Linked DNA regions of Homo sapiens: region 2 is linked to region 1. The links are chromatin loops, found by intact Hi-C in ENCODE. Cell type or tissue: heart right ventricle. All regions are shown on one strand.

Region 1 (2,500 bases):
CTATCATTAAGTAAAAACACTAGGAATCTCTGTGCAGGAAAATTTCAACATCAGTATTAAAGAAATGAGCTTAAAGGAAAATATGTAAGCTTCTACAAAGGCTTAGCTTTGAAGGCTGCCTTTTCCAGATATAAAAATAGATGGCTAAAATGTAAAATCGATTCTAATGGCAAGCAGACCTTTGCACTCACTATGCGCAGGAGAGAAACCTGAATATTTGACTTAGCAGCACCTTGGGAGTAGGCAGACCAGAACCCTCCAATAACCTTGGAAATCTCCACTTCTTGCAGAAAAGAATCAAATGCTCAAATAAGGTGGCATATCTGCTCAGCCCTCTTTCATCCCTGTAAGTAAGTATCATGATTAGAAGATGTCAATAATTTTCCAGAATGCAGGTTATCTTTTCTAAGCACCCAACACGTGAGGAGGTCACTAGGGTCAGGTCTCCCAGGGAGCTCAGGCTCTCTTCCAGCCAGGGGCCAGTCCACCTCCTCTGCTTTCTCCTGGATGAGGCTTTTCCTAGGGCAGGGGAAAGCAACAGGTTCCAGGCTGAGCAAGGGGGACCACTACCTTCTAACCCCCTACACACTCATACTCACACTCACACATACTCATAACACATGTGCACACTCACACTTATGCACTCAAACTCACATTCACACAAACTGTTACACAGTCATGCACACACTCGCACACCCAGGTTAGTCTCCCTGAACCCAGAGAGGTGTGGGAGTCCTGAAGAATGAGCTGGATAAAGAAGGCAGCCCCAGGATCTCCTGGGCAGACTCAGCTGTCCCCGAGGCAAGACGCAGTTTGCATGTTGGCCAAGGTTATTATCTTGTCGCCCCTGGAAGCCGAGCTCCTCCCAGAAAGTCCAGGATCAAAGTGGACTCAGGCAGCGGGAGCCCCCAGCCTGCCCTGGGGCACAAGCCAGCCAGCAGGAGGTGAACAGTGTGCGGGCACCACAGAAGAAGCTCGGTGGGGGTCCCAGTGGTGAGAGGCAGGGCTGAATCCAGACCCCAGTCCCCCCACCTCCACCCTGGCTGCGAGTCACCGCCCCGAGCCCCTGTGCCCAGCAACCCAAGCTGGGAGTGCTGTGAACCAGGCCAGCTCCCCTTGGGAGGGCAGAGTACTACAGCCCTACTGAAGGAGTTTTTAGCATAGGCCACCAACCTTTAGTAGGACTGACAGGCCCCAACCCCAGCATCCGCGGGGCTTGGAGGCAGGTGAGCTGAGTCCAGGGAGCCCAACCTGCAAGAGCCTATGCTCAGGGCAAGGTCGCAGGCAATCGCTGCTGGCACTTCATTCCGCCACTGGTGCCAAGTCACAGAGTGGACCGAGCTGGCTGCAGGGAACCACATGCCTAACTCTTCCAACAGTCACAGTGAGCTGCTGTCCCTTGGAGAGCGGGATGGGGGATGGGGAAGAGGGTGTCCATCCTCCAGGAACAGTGGCGAGGAGGACGGTGGATAGAGGGACTGGGAGGGAGCAGAGCGGCCTTTAACCTTAGTGCCACTCCCCAGGACCCCTCCCCGGTCTGCACTGAGGACCATAAATCACGCTTCATGCTAAAAGCCCTTTGTTAACTCGGTCACTAGCTTCCAATTCACAAATAGTAAATGTGCCAGGCACAGTGCCAAGCGCTTAGGATACAGAGATGATCCCTGAGCAGTGACACCCTCTGTGTGTAAGGCACCTGAAGAATCCCTTTCCCAAATCGCTTTTCAAGCTGGCGGGGAGAGAGGTGCATATCCGCTCTGTGGAAGCTTAGCTCTTCATCTATGCGAGTGAGACTAGACCCCTGCAAAATGGAAACTCAAACTGCAAAGTAGAGAACGAGGCCAGCATCCACCCGTGGGTCCCTCCTGCTGCCCCGGGACCCCGCCTGGCCACACCTTCCCTCCACTCGGAGCGCCTTTCTGGGTTTTCCGCTGAGGTTTGTTGAAAAGACGCCTCCCAGACTCTTCACTCACGAAGTGTGTTACAAAAACTCTCCCGGCAACTGTCCTGACCCTCACCAATCACGCTACAGCCCCCATTCGATTGCTTGCACAAAGAAAACATTTAACACAGGTGTGATCAACCTCGGTCAAGATGCAGAGTCATCAACCTCGGTCAAGATGCAAAAAGGTGGCCTTTTCTGCGAAGGCCACGCCCTCTGTAAATACAGTTACTACTTGGTGAAAAGCGCTCTACTTCCTAGCTCTTGTTGGTGAGAGGGAGAGCAAAGAACCAGGGCCCGGCATTCTTACGAGAGGAATTCAATGTCACAGGCACTGCCTGTTTGAGGAGAAGATCAGAAACGGTCCGACTCCCAGAACGCAGCACCCAGTTGCTTTGCACGCCAGGCCAGTCCTGGGGAAACGGTGCAACGCTTGTCTGGGCGTCGAGGAGGCTCCCTTGCGGTCCTCCCTGGGCCCTTGCCAGTCCCAAGGAGTTCCAACCCTGCTTTCTAACCCTTTAAAATCTGGAGAGGGCGGCCGCTGGGAGGCGGGACTAG
Region 2 (2,500 bases), 51 kb before region 1:
TCTTTTTTTGAGACAGTGTCTCGCTCTTGGGGCCCAGGCTGGAGTGCAGTGGTGCTACTGCGGCTCACTGCAACCTCTGCCTCCTGGGTTCAAGCGATTCTCCTGCTTCAGCCTCCCAAGTAGCTGGGATTACAGGTGCTCATCACCACGCCCAGCTAATTTTTCTATTTTTAATAGAGACCAGGTTTCATCATGTTGGCCAGGCTCTTCTCTCTACTGTGATAATTTGATTAGCTCCTTTATGTTCCAGCTTGAACGTATGTATGGTAGGTTAATCCTCCCAAATCACTGGGGAAGCCATTTATCATTGAAATTTTACAAATGGGGAAGCTGAGGCGAAGTGATTTTCTCAATGTCACACAGAGAAAAAGTAGTTTCAGTAGGACTCAAAACCAGGGCTTTGAGTCAAGTTAACGACTTTTCCACCATTTTACAGCTGCCTTCATGGGTAAAGCAACTTAGTTCTCTTAAAGACACAGGACCAACATGCAGGAGACTCAGACAGTTGTAGGTGCCTGAGAGTAACAGCAGCAAGCCAGCAACTCTCCAAAAGCAGTCGCTAATTAATAAGTGCAGGCACTCAGAAGCCTCGCTGTCCCCTCTCTGAAGACAGATGGCAACGGCACCCTGGCCCTTCCTACCTAACTCCAGCTGCTCTTCCATTTCTCTCAATAAAGTGAAGAAATTCCTTTTGAATTTTTCTGTACAGATTCTAACAGGAAAGAAAAATGGGAGCTGGATGAAGAGCTGATTATTCTATATAAATTATAAAATATCTTTAAACATTGCTTGGGATCATTTTCCAGTTCTCATAAAAATGTCTCTCCTTTGTAAACATTAGTCTGCAGATTTAGAAGCACTTAGTAAAATGTCCAGTGAGACACCACAGGGATGGCCTGACTGAAAGCCATCTGAGGAACTCTGTCCCCTCTTCCTACAGCTCCAAAAGCCACCCGCTGGAAGGGGGCCCCAGGGCCATTTTCAGTGTGCCATTGAAACTATGCCACCAAGTGTGGGGGTGGAAGGAGCCTGCTGCAGCCCTGTACACTGGCAAAGCTTGCCCCACATCAAAGGGCTCTCATTCCTGCCAGGGAGACACTGATTGAGTTCTTTTGAATGGCGGAGAGATTCCCAAGTTTGCTACATGGAATGAGTGAAAATGGCCATTAATTGCTGAGCCTCAGAACTCAGGTAGACCATTCTTATTCCATTGATAGGTCACAGATATAAACAAAAACCTTATCAGCACTTGGACTTGAAGTCTAGACATTGGCTGCCTTCTCATTTCTCTTGGAATCCAGTGAGAAATAAATAATACTCCCTTTCTTGCCATGCCAGGAAGACACAAGCTACTTACGAAGAAAGACACCATTGACTCAGTGTTTTGGAATCACGGTGTGCGTAACCTAAGAGAGACCCTATGCACTACACTGGCACAGCTTTCATTTGCAACGTGAAGCGAGTTGCCCCAAGTCAGACCTCAGTTAGAACACAGGTCAACATTGGCTCTGCCCCCACTGCAGCCCACACTTTGGCTTCACCTCCCATTTTTAGAGTTAATGCAACATGTTGGCCAAAGATATTTCTTAAGAGTGCATAAAACATAACAAAGTCATCTAACACTAGTGAAAATTATTTTATTCATACCAAGCAAGGATCAAAAGGGACTGGGAAATAAATAGGCATATCCTGTTTTGTGGTTTATAAAAGTTAATAACCTCAACATGAACCCCTACTTCATATGATTCCTGGATCCTAACTCAGGACTTCAACCGATTTGGAAGCTTTTGTCTAAATAGCCCTGAAATCCCCCGATGCAGATGATCAGAGAGATAGAAATGAATCAGTTTCCCCTTCCATTTACTGGTCCCCATGACTTCCAAAAATAATACTCTGGCCCAGCTGTTGAGTAAGGCCTTAAGTTTATTTGTAGTTAGTTGAAGGAGAAGACTATAAATTAAATTCAGATGCTGTCAGGGAGAAATATCACTTCTTCCAAATTCAACACTGAAAAACCTTTCTTGTGTGTGTGCCCAAGGAGAGACTATGAGAGGGAGGCAGCTTTGCCTCCACTGCATGGAAAGGGCTTGGAACCAGCGGAGCTGTCCAAGTGAGGCTTCCATTCTCTAAGCCGGTCCACATGGAGCCCTCACTCTGTTGCCCAAGGTGGCTGAGACACCGCCAGCCTGGCTGTGGGGTGTGGCCACCTAGAGCCCTGGGGTGAAGAAGCCATGAGAAGGACCACGTGCCCTTTGCCAGACCAAGCCTGTCCACCCAATGGAACCTGCTGGCCCAAGCATTAGGGGCCATGTCCTGCTACCAAATACCATTTCATTGGCTTCTGTGATAATTTGCTTGGCTTTGAATGCTGAATCTTGTCCAAAGGCATCAGGCTTACAAAGGTGGACATCAGAGCAGAAATCCAGGAGCCTGGTCCCGGGCTCCACACCTGGTTCTGCCTCCTAAGAGCTCTCGGACAAATGCCTCCCTGTTTCTGGGT

Evidence for each region. A loop is a pair of places that touch in the nucleus more often than their neighbours do. Peaks named below come from ENCODE experiments on the same cell type or tissue, not always from the same donor. Only the 100,000 strongest peaks of a DNase experiment are listed, where the experiment ranks them.
Region 2: it touches region 1 in a loop (4-fold over the local background); 4 of 110 quality-filtered maps call a loop at or near these places.

What each region holds. Positions count from the first base shown.
Region 1 is chr18:11,145,414-11,147,913 of GRCh38, forward strand. All of the region lies in intron 1 of PIEZO2 (piezo type mechanosensitive ion channel component 2), which reads right to left. LOC124904249 (a long non-coding RNA gene) reads right to left here. Exons shown (of 2, transcript XR_007066288.1): 1 at 1-2,500. Among named protein-coding and RNA genes, the nearest start is that of PIEZO2, 2.9 kb to the right of the region's middle. In heart right ventricle, no CTCF peak of the experiment used is centred here; a DNase peak (open chromatin) is centred at 1,318; H3K27me3 peaks cover 2,500 bases.
Region 2 is chr18:11,093,987-11,096,486 of GRCh38, forward strand. All of the region lies in intron 1 of PIEZO2 (piezo type mechanosensitive ion channel component 2), which reads right to left. Among named protein-coding and RNA genes, the nearest start is that of PIEZO2, 54 kb to the right of the region's middle. In heart right ventricle, no CTCF peak of the experiment used is centred here; no DNase peak of the experiment used is centred here.